Linked DNA regions of Homo sapiens: all the other regions are linked to region 2. The links are chromatin loops, found by intact Hi-C in ENCODE. Cell type or tissue: heart right ventricle. All regions are shown on one strand. Each heading gives the region's core, and the rest is flanking DNA. Links, peaks and the distances in the headings are about the cores only.

What was found. Peaks named below come from ENCODE experiments on the same cell type or tissue, not always from the same donor. Only the 100,000 strongest peaks of a DNase experiment are listed, where the experiment ranks them.
Region 1: a loop joins it to region 2, with 2.4 times the contacts of the local background. A loop is called at or near these places in 12 of 110 quality-filtered maps.
Region 3: it touches region 2 in a loop (4-fold over the local background); 34 of 110 quality-filtered maps call a loop at or near these places.

The regions. Positions count from the first base shown.
Region 1 is chr7:74,356,090-74,358,589 of GRCh38, reverse strand. CLIP2 (CAP-Gly domain containing linker protein 2) reads right to left here. Exons shown (of 17, transcript NM_003388.5): 5 at 1,967-2,180; 6 at 1,113-1,310. Among named protein-coding and RNA genes, the nearest start is that of CLIP2, 68 kb to the right of the region's middle. In heart right ventricle, for the core only: no CTCF peak of the experiment used is centred there; no DNase peak of the experiment used is centred there.
Region 2 is chr7:74,286,849-74,292,509 of GRCh38, reverse strand. It overlaps CLIP2 (CAP-Gly domain containing linker protein 2), which reads right to left and starts at 3,103. Exons shown (of 17, transcript NM_003388.5): 1 at 2,776-3,103. LOC107986742 (a long non-coding RNA gene) reads left to right here and starts at 3,203. Exons shown (of 2, transcript XR_001745024.2): 1 at 3,203-3,448. RefSeq lists enhancers at 1,461-2,104, 2,105-2,749 and silencers at 2,625-2,694, 2,715-3,184. In heart right ventricle, for the core only: no CTCF peak of the experiment used is centred there; DNase peaks (open chromatin) are centred at 2,119, 2,486 and 3,149; H3K4me3 peaks cover 2,057 bases; H3K27ac peaks cover 2,057 bases.
Region 3 is chr7:74,392,419-74,394,918 of GRCh38, reverse strand. All of the region lies in intron 13 of CLIP2 (CAP-Gly domain containing linker protein 2), which reads right to left. Among named protein-coding and RNA genes, the nearest start is that of GTF2IRD1, 60 kb to the left of the region's middle. In heart right ventricle, for the core only: CTCF peaks have their summits at 146 (motif pointing right), 878 and 1,080 (motif pointing right); DNase peaks (open chromatin) are centred at 143 and 1,068; H3K27ac peaks cover 583 bases.

The sequences.
Region 1 (2,500 bases), core at 1-2,500, 68 kb before region 2:
AAATAAAATAAAAAAAAAAAAGAATGATGAGGAATTTGCCAGGACCTAGAAAATGCTTGCAGTATAATAAGTAGCCGGGGAAGAAAAGCAGATTAGGCCAAGTGCAGTGGCTCACACCTGTAATCCTAGCACTTTGGAAGGCCAAGGATTGCCTGAGGCCAGGAGTTCGAGACCAGGCTGACCAACACAGCATGACCCCATCCCTATATTAAAAATATTTTAAAAAAATAAAAAAGCAGGGCTGGGCATGGTGGCTCACACCTGTAATCCCAGCACTTTGGGAGGCCAAGGCAGGCAGATCACTTGAGGTCAGGAATTCCAGGCCAGCCTGACCAACAGGGTGAAACCCCATCTCTACTTAAAATACAAAAATTAGCCTGGTTTGGTAGCAGGTGCTGTAATCCCAACTACTTGAGAGGCTGAGGCAGGAGAATCGCTTGAACCTGGGAGGTGGAGGTTGCAGTGAGCTGAGATTGCACCACTGCCCTCCAGCCTGGGGAACAGAGTGAGACTCTGTCTCATAAAAAAAAAAAAAAAACCCTTGCAGTGGCTCACACCTGTAATCCCAGCACTTTGGGAGGCCAAGGCGGGTGGATCACGAGGTCAGGAGTTCGAGACCAGCCTGACCAACATGGTGAAACCCCGTCTCTACTAAAAGTACAAAAATTAGCTGGGCATGGTGGCACATGCCTGTAATCCCAGTTACTCAAGAGGCTGAGGCAGGAGAATCGCTTGAACCGAGGAGGTGGAGGTTGCAGTGAGCCGAGATTGCACCACTACACCCCAGCCTGGGTGACAGAATGAGATTCCGTCAAAAAAAAAAAAAGAAAGAAAGAAAAATAATAAATAAATAAATAATTAAAAAGCAGGATATACAAGCTTGTAACCAGATTCTGAAAGTAGGTGTATGTATCCTTATACATAGGCAGAAAAGACTGGAAGGAAATTCACCAGGTCACTGAGGCTTATCTCTGGAAAGCGGGGGACAGGTACTGCTTGTGTTATCTTCATATTTCTCTGCACCCACCCCCTCCAGGGTCTCCGCTCTGAGTGGGTGAGACTCTATGAGGCTGGCTGGAGAAGCTCTGCCCCCAGCCCCACCTGCCACTCACCTGCTCATGCTGTGCCTTGAGCAGGGCAATCTCCTTCTCCACCTCGCAGATGTGGCTTGTGGCCTTGGCCACCTCAGCCCGTTCCAGGTCTCGTTCAGCCAGCAGCTGCTCAATGTGCTGCTGCTTCTCCTTCAGTGCCTCCTGCAAGGCCGTGGTGCCCGAGATCTTGCGGGCGTAGCGTGAAGAGGTCTCCGTGAGCTGCAGGAAGGTGTGGATGCAGGCGGGTCTCAGGGATCTGAAGCACTGCAGGGCAGACTGGCTCTGTCCAGCCTAATCTACAGCAACATAGCAGGTGGGAGCCCAAGTGCCTTGACTCCCAGGGTCCTGCTCTTCCCCTGCCAGTACTCTGACATCCTGGCCCCTGCTGACTCACCCAGCGGGGAATCTTGATGTTTGAGATTCAGGAAACTCCCCATCTCAGGAGAGTCAGCTCCTGATAGCCAGAGCCTCTGACTCCCTCACTTTGGCCACTTTTTCCTGGGAAAGGAGGAACCTCCAATCCTAGATTGGGTTTGGACAGAATGCCCTCTGCCCATAGCCACCAAGCAGCCTCCTCTTTTCCCTTCATCCAGGGTTTGATGCCAACCTTTCTGAACTCCCTGCCCTGCATCTGTATAACCCTCCTTAACTTCCAGAGAAAGGCTTAGGGTTCCAATAAATCAGTTATATAAAAACAGCAATAAAGGTAAATGGCTCAATTTTCCCTATTAAAAGATATGCACTTTCTTCTTTGTTCAAAAATCCCAAACTGGAACTAGAGTAAGTCAGGGGCAGACCAGAACACCTGGATCTCTTACATCCTCACCCCTCCCAAACGCACACCAGAGAATCCCCTTCTGCAGCCCCACCCTCACCAGGCCACTGCGGCTGGGCCGACCCCCCACGGAGGAGGCCACAGAGCTGACGGAGCTGATGGAGGAACTGCTGGGACTGTGGGTCAGTGCTGACACACCCATGGCCATACGCTTGGTCTTCTTGGCCTTGGCTGGGCTGGTAGATGGGAAGCCGATACGGATCACTTTGTGGATGGGCGCGAAGAGACCAAACTTGGGTGGGCACTGGAAGTACCTGTGGAAGCAGGAGAGACCCAAGCTGCTGTCACGGCCCCAAAGCCTGGAGAGCCTCCCCTGCCTCCTCTGCCTCTTCAGAGCCTGGCAGAAAGAGAGAAAGACACCTCCTTGGGGCCCATGTGGAAAGACACTCCAAGGTGGAAATCTTCCAGGTGGAGAGATAGGACTCTCAAAAAAAGGATATAGGTGAGTAGGGTCTGAGAGTCTCTGCAGCTGTGAACAGCCAATGAGAATACTCTTGGAAGTAGGAAATAATTACTGGGACCCACTTTGTGCCAGTCTCTTTAAATGAATGCTCATTTCCATCCCCCAAAGTTA
Region 2 (5,661 bases), core at 1,902-4,401:
GAAGCTGAGGCAGGAGAATCACTTGAATCTGGGAGGTGGAGGTTGCAGTGAGCCGAGGTGGCACCACTGCACTCCAGCCTGGGCGACAGAGCAAGATGCTGTCTCAAAAAAGCTCAGAACAATTCTCCACAAAGTAAGCACTTAATATATACTTTTTTTTTCAACCTGCACAAAAGCTGAAGTTCTCACAAGAACCAATGAGCAGGGAATCTGAGGGTCACAAATGCAGCTTCCCTCCCCTGTGTATGGAAGTGGAGGTAGAGCAGGTGGTGTCAAGAGGGCAGAACTGGCTGGGTGCAGTGGCTCACGCCTGTAATACCAGCACTTTGGGAGCCTGAGGCAGGTGGATCACCTGAGGTCAGGAGTTCAAAACCAGCCTGGCCAACATGGTGAAACCCCGTCTCTACTAAAAATACTAAAATTAGCCGGACATGGTGGCACATGCCTGTAATCCCAACTACTTGGGAGGCTGAGGCAGAATTGCTTGAACCCAGGAGGCAGAGGTTACAGTGAGCCAAGATCGCGCCATTGCACTCAAGTCTGGGCAACAAGAGTGAAACTCCATTTCAAAAAAAAAAAAAAAAAAGAGGGCAGGATCAACTGTCAGGGTGGCAGGGCCAGGAGGGGAGGCCAAGAGGGAACTGGGGGACCACACGTGGGCAGGCCTGCCAGGTGGGGAGCAGGGACAACTGGGGCTGTGGGGAGATGGCCTTTCTATCACCAAGGGAGGCAGGACCAGGGAGGAGGCTGCAGTGAGGCAGAGAACAGCAGGTGCCGGGTCAGGGCTAACCAGCAAGGGTGCTGAAGAAGGACAAACAGCCTGGAAGGGGCACGAGCCTCCTCTCCCTGAAACGTGTGTGAGTGGGGCCAGGAAGCCACTCTGTACGGCAGCAACAACACTTATAGGACATCTACTCTGTCACAGGGCACACAGTTCTCCTAACAACCCTAAAAGCCAGATACCATAAGGATCCCAATTTTACAGATGAGGATGTCGAGGCAGAGAGAGATGCAATGTGCAAGGTCACATAGCTAGGGAGTGGCAGAGCTGGGATTTGAACCCGGGCTGTTAAGCTCCAGCATCTGAACTCTTCACCGCCAAGGTAGACAGCAGATGCCGGAAAGCGATTACTGCTCCTTGGAGTAAATTCCCCCTGCTGGGACTTTGGGCTCTGAGTGCAGAATTCCAGGCACCACCTTCCCAGCCTGCACGGTGCTGAGGGCTGGAGTTTGCAGGTGCACACAGGTGTGTGTGGAGGAGGCTCCTCCCAGGCGCCTCCACCTGCCTCTTCTGCCTTTGGAGCCCCTCTCCATCTCCACCGCCTCCACCTGTCCTGAAGCCAGAATCCCATCATTCCCCCGCAAGGCACTGCAGACAAGAATGCATCCTGTGCTCAACGCAGGTCTAAGTTCCTTAAATCCTAAGCTGTTTCTCTAACCCAATAGCCTCCTTTTCTGACTCCAAGCCCTTATTCACGCTATTTCTCCTGCACGAAACCCCCTTCAGGCAACCTGGCAGCAAACTTCTGCAAGATGCTCTATGAAGCTTCCTGGTCTGCCCCATCCTCCAGGGGACCCCCTCTATGCCCCCAGCTTCCCCACTAATGCACTCATCAACCCCCGGGGCTGCACTTTTTGGGGACACCGAGGCTGCTGTCCTGTGGACCAGCCAGCCCCTAGAAGTGCCAGGCCAGGTAACAGCAGCTGAATGAAGGGCTTATTGTTTACATTTACAACCGAAAGGGAAGAGGCTTCTGAAGCACACACGTGGTGCTCCCCGCACCCTCCTCCTCCTCTGCCCACAGCCCTAGGCCACCCCACCCACCTCCCTCAGGCATCGCGCAAGAGTGACGGCAGACCCCCTCATCCCAGACCCCCACTTCTCACCCAGAAGTGAGAGGAGGGGTCTCAGACGTTGGGGGACACACTGCTGGGTGGGTGATTTCCCCCCAAGGTGCTCCCTCTGCCCGTCCTTCCCAGGGTGGGGCTGGGGCCTGCGTGGCAGTGCCCAGTGGGCACCCGCTCGGCCCAAGCTCTGCCTGAAAGGTCCAAACGGGCGGGCCCTGAAGGTTCAGCCAAGCATCCTCCGCGGCCGCCGCCCCTCCCCGGGAGGAGGGCAGAAAATCTGCTGCCTCACCAGCCACCAGCGCCAGCTTGGGGGGACACCCCCTGAGAGAAGCCGCCCGCCTCAATCTCCTCCTACCCCACCTCAGCCAAGCACTTCAACCAAGTTTTGCAAAGGCCATCGGCCAGGCGACCCCAGAGGGTGTAGCAGGGAGGAGAGGGGGGCAGTCCCTGTTCTCCCAGACCCCAGGTTTGGAGATGGGGGCTGCATGGCCGCGCCCACCAGGCTGTGCTCCCCAGGCTCTGTGAGCCCAGAGAGCCCTGCGGCGCGTCCAGCCGTCTTGCTCTGCCCTTGGAAGGGGGTACGGGCGACCCTCCAACAGAAGGGCCAAACCCCCGTCCGAGGGTAGGGACCCCGATGAGGCTGGTGATGCCTTCAACAGGGGGACCCGCAGCCCGGGAATAGCCCCCAACCCTGGCACCCCAAGCAGTGCCCCCTCCTCTCCTACAAGCAACGGGGAAGTTGGGGCACACCCCAGCCAGCTCCCGCCCACGCCCACCGGCCGGCCTCGAACCCTCCCGCCCCCGCCCACGCCCCGACAATGCCTCCGGGCCCGCAGCCCCGCTTTCGGCCAGGCCGCCGCCCCCCGCATCTCTCCGTCCTTTGTTGCCCGCGCGACCCCCTCCCTCGGCCCCTCCAGCAGCCCCTACCTTCGTCCTTCCAGCATCAGGCTAAGCGGCGGGAGGCCCGGAGAGCCCCGGCCTCCTCCTCTCGGGCCCGGGCGCGCTGGGGGGCGAGGATGCTGCGGCCCCTCCCTGCGCGGCGCTGCCCACCGGCTGCACCCCCTCCTGGCGCCGGGGATCCCCGCGATAGGTGCTCAGGGCCCGGGCCTCGCGCCACGTCTCTGGGAAGGCGGGAGGCGCGCACCGAGGCCGCCCAGCAGCCGCCTGCGCGCCCCGCGGCCGAGCCGAGCTGAGCGCCCGCGGAGCCAGCGGAGCCAGCGGAGCCAGCGGCCCGGCTCCGGGAGGGAACAAAAGGGGCCGGCGCAGGGGCGGGCGCGGGAGGGCGGGGCCTGGGGCGGGCGGGAGGGGGGGGCGGGTCAGGCGCGCGTGGGCGGCCTCGCGGTTTTCAGGCCTCAGTGCCTCGCGGAAAGCAGGCGGGCGGGCGGAAAACGCGGAGCAACCTCTTCCCCCTCTCCCCGCTCCATCTCCTTCCCTTCCCAGGCCGCAGCTGTCCTTTGTGGGGCGTCCAGGGTTCGCCCACATCCACCTCCGCGCTGGGCACCTGGTGGTGCTTACATCGCGTTTGGTGAAACGCATCCTCCAGCCATGCTATGCTTGCAAAGATGTCTCTGGTCATTGGGAAGGACGGCAGCTTGGGAAGGTGAGATGCTGTTGGCGCTGGACAGAAAGGATGAGGAGGGGGACAGTGCAGCTGGGGCGAAAACTTCAGGTCTGTGTTGGGGCCAGCGTGGGTGGGGAACTGTGGCACAGGGTCTCATGGTTATCAAGGATCTCATAGCCTGGGCAGTGTCTCACGCCTGTAATCCCAGCACTTCAGGAAGCCAAGGCGTGCAGATCGCCTGAGGCCAAGAGTCCGAGAACAACCTGGGCAACGTAACCTTCGTCTCTACAAAAAATACAAAAATTAGCTGGGCGCGCGCCTGCGGTCCCAGCTACTGGGGAGGCTGGGGTGGGAGGATCGCTGGAGCCCAGGAGGTCGAGGCTGCAGTGAGTCATGATCAAGCCACGGCCCTTCAGCCTGGGTGACAGAGCGAGACTCCGTCCCAAAAGAAAAAAAAAAAAGGATCTCATGGTGATCAGCTTCCAAGATACAAATGAACCCTCCCCAGGACAGGATGCATGTACTGCTATTTCAGAGGAGTTGAGGCAGCTGCCAGGTCCCCTCCTGCGTGGAGAGGCAGATGCCAAGTGACAGCTCAGGAACTAAACAGTGACCAAGCCCCAGCCCCTGTCCATGCCCAGGCTGCGGTTGGCTTCTGTGGCTTGGTTTCCCTCTGTCCCCCCTTGATAAGCTCGCCTGGATGCCTTTGACCTAGCTGGCCGTTCTACCAGTCCTGCCCTGCCCCCTTTCTCTGTTTGACAAATCATATTCCCCCTTCAAAGCACAGCTTAAATGTCCCTGCTTTTCCCTTGAGTGCAGGAATGTGGGTGTTGGGGGAGGTTGTGGTCTGTATGGTGAGACCACTGTTCTGCGGGAGAGAAGTGCCACATACGATCTTGTTCCTATCCCCTAAGGGACCCAGTGCAATGCTTGGCAGAGGGTAGACATCCAGTAATATTTGTTGAATGAATGAATGAACTTACTAAGTTAACATTACCACCCCTCAACTGTCTTGGTATCCATAATCTTTGAGAAGTGAGTGAACCTTTTTTTAGAGAAGGGGTCTCACTCTGTCACCCAGGCTGGAGTGCAGTGGTGTGATTACAGCTCACTGCAGCCTCAAACTCCCAGGCTCAAATGATCCTCCTGCCTCAGCCTCCAGAGTAGCTGGGACTACGGGCATGCACCATGCCCGGCTAATTTTTTGTGTTTTTTATAGAGATGGGGTCTCATTATGTTGGGGTCCAGGCTGGTCTTAAACTCTTGGCTTCAGATGATCTTCCCACCTCAGCCTCCCAAAGTGCTGGGATTACAGCTGTGAGCCACCGTGCCTGGCCTAAACATTTTGACCTCAGTTTCCCCATCTGTAAATTGGGGAGAGTGTTTCAATTCAGTTCAGCGAACATGCAATGCTGTAATGATGGAGGCTGGGCATGGGGTCAGCCCTGAGGGGGTGCCCAGTTGGTGTGGAGAGCCAGACTTGGAGACTAATAAGGGAGGAGGTTCAGAGTGAACTCCAGAAAGACTGGGCTTCTGTAGGAGGTGTGAACCCATAGGGAGGGAGGGGACTCAGGGTGGAGAGGGCAGTGTTCAGGAAACAGGGAGCTAATTGTTCCTTGTGGCTGGGATGCATAACCTGTATATCAACAGTTATAAACCAGCCAGGCACAGTGGCTCACACCTGTAATCCCAGCACTTTAGGAGGTGGTGGCGGGCAGATAACCTGAGGTCAGGAGTGCGAGACCAGCCTGGCCAACGTGATGAAACCCCATCTCTACAGAAGATGCAAAAAATAGCTGGGTGTGGTGGTACATGCCTGTAATCCCAGCTACTCGGGAGGGTGAAGCTTGAGAATGGCTTGAACCCAGAAGGCGAAGGTTGCAGTGAGTGGAGATCATACCACTACACTCCAGCCTGGGCAACAGAAGGGATGGGATGGGATGGGACGGGACGGGACGGGATGGGGCAGGGATTTGCCAAGGTGACATGGGTCTTGCTGGGATGTACCTGAGCTCACCAGCCCCTGCCCAGCAGATCTAGCCTCCCACATGTGCCTCAGGAGGTAGGCAGGGGCCCCCAACCTTCACAGGTACTGCCTCCCTCACTGATGGCCCCCAGTATTATTCAGAGCAACAGCCTGCGGTCAACAGACCTTACCTGGCCGCTGGTGAGTGGAGCTTCAAAGAGCAAGTCACCTGAGAGGGACACCTTTTGTTCTTGCTCCAGATGAGAGAAGACAGGCTTCTGTCTTG
Region 3 (2,500 bases), core at 1-2,500, 100 kb before region 2:
GCTTCCTCGGAGAAGGTGAGACCAGGCAGGGCACCAAGAATAACTTTTCCACTTAGGATGGGAGACAGGGGAGGGAGGGCAGCCCTGGAACCCTGGCCAGGGGCCTGGCTGGTTTGTTCCTACTGGAAAAGGCACAGGCTGCATCTGCAGAGGGCAGTGTTGTTCTGGAAAATTCCTAGATTGCCTCATCGCATCTGTTTCCCTCCTGGGCAGGGCTACAGTTTCTAGAAAGGTGTTAGATTTGTAGCAAATGTAGCTAGAGCAACTCCTAATCTGTATAGAAGGAAAGGAGATGGCATTTCTTCTTTTACAAAAGGATGTCTGTGCTTCAAAGAGATTCCTTTAACTCGGGTTGAAATGCAAATGCTGGGCCCGGGGCGGTGGCCCACGCCTGTGCTCCCAGCACTTTGGGAGGCCGAGGCAGGTGGATCACCTGAGGTCGGGAGTTTGAGACCAGCCTGACCAACATGGAGAAACCCTATCTATACTAAAAATACAAAATTAGCCCGGCATGGTGGCGCATGCCTGTAATCCCAGCTACTTGGGAAGCTGGGGCAGGAGAATTGCTTGAACCCAGGAGGCAGAGGTTGCGGTGAGCAGAGATTGTGCCACTGCACTCCAGCCTGGGCAACAAGAGCAAAACTCCATCTCAAAAAAAAAAAAAAAAAAAAAATAAGAAGAAAAAGAAGGTATCCCAGAAGGGAGGAATCTCATAACTGATGAGAGCTGAAGGATGGAAGGAGGCTGTTGACAGCTGTTGACAGCAGGGAGACGGGGATGAGGCCCTCTGGGAAAGAGGAAATGTGGCTTCAGATGACAGGGAAAATTCAGAGACAATGGATAAAGACCCAAAACTCCAGGAAGTTCTATCGAGACTCAGCGGAGGGGCATCCTGCGGCTGAGATAGGGCGGAAAGCTTCCTCGGAGAAAGTGAGACCAGGCAGGGCACCAATAATAACTTTTCCACTTAGGATGGGAGACAGGGGAGGGAGGGCAGCCCTGGAACCCTGGCCAGGGTCCTGGCTGGTTTGTTCCTACTGGAAAAACACAGGCTGCATCTGCAGAGGGCAGTGTTGTTCTGGAAAATTCCTAGATTGCCTCATCGCATCTGTTTCCTTCCTGGGCAGGGCTACAGTTTCTAGAAAGGTGTTAGATTTGTAGCAAATGTAGCTAGAGCAACTCTTAATCTGTATAGAAGGAAAGGAGGTAGCATTTCTTCTTTTACAAAAGGATGTCTGTGCTTCAAAGAGATTCCTTTAACTTGGGTTGAAATGCAAATGCTGGGCCCGGCAGAGTGGCTCACACCTGTATTCCCAGCACTTTGGGAGGCTGAGGCGGGTGGATCACCTGAGGTCGGGAGTTCGAGACCAGCATGACCAACATGGAGAAACCCCATCTCTACTAAAAATACAAAATTAGCCGGGCATGGTGGCACATGCCTGTAATCCCAGCTACTCATAAGGCTGAGGCAGGAGAATCACTTGAACCTAGGAGGTGGAGGTTGCAGTGAGCAGAGATTGTGCCACTGCACTCCAGCCTGGACAACAAGAGCAAAACTCCATCTCAAAAAAAAAAAGAAATGCAAATGCTGGGCCCAGTGCGGTGGCTCATGCCTGTACTCCCAGCACTTTGGGAGGCAGAGGCAGGCAGATCACTTGAGGTTAGGAGTTGGAGACCAGCCTGGCCAACACAGTGAAACCCTGTCCCTACTAAAAATTAGCTGGGCATGGTGATGGGCGCCTGTAATCCCAGCTACTCGGGAGGCTGAGGCAGGAGAATCGCTTGAACCCAGAAGGTGGAGGTTGCAGTGACCTGAGATCGCGCCACTGTACTGCAGCCTGGGCAACAGAGTAAGACTCCGTCTCAAAAAAAAAAAAAAAAAAAGCAAATGCTTACAGGGGCTGGGGAATTGGGAGTAAGAAAAATAATGAAGGGAAAGTGGGGCCTCCCCAGGAGACTCAGGGGGCCCACGCCCATCAGAAGGGGGCAGGGGCTCCCCAGCTATGATGGGGTGATCGCCATGCTGGAAGTCTGTCCTGTGTTGTTAGGTCTTGCCATTTGTTATTTTTTAAAATTGTGTTTATTACTATTATTATTTTTGAGACAGAGTTTCACTCTTGTTGCCCAGGCTGGAGTGCAATGGCACGATCTTGGCTCACTGCAACCTCCACCTCCTAGTTCAAGTGATTCTCCTGCCTGAAGTAGCTGGGATTACAGGCGTGCTTCACCATACCTGGATAATTTTTGTATTTTTAGTAGATATGGGGTTTCATCATCTTGGCCAGGCTGGTCTCGAACTCCTGACCTCAGGTGATCTACCTGCCTCGGCCTCCCAAAGTGCTGGGATTACAGGCGTGAGCAGCCACCACACTCAGCCTTTTACTTATTGTTTTTTGAGACAGGGTCTTGCTCTGTCGCCCAGGCTGTGGTATGATCATGGCTTACTGAGTCTCCACTTCCTGGGCCCAAGTAATCCTACTACCGCAGCCTCCTGAGTAGC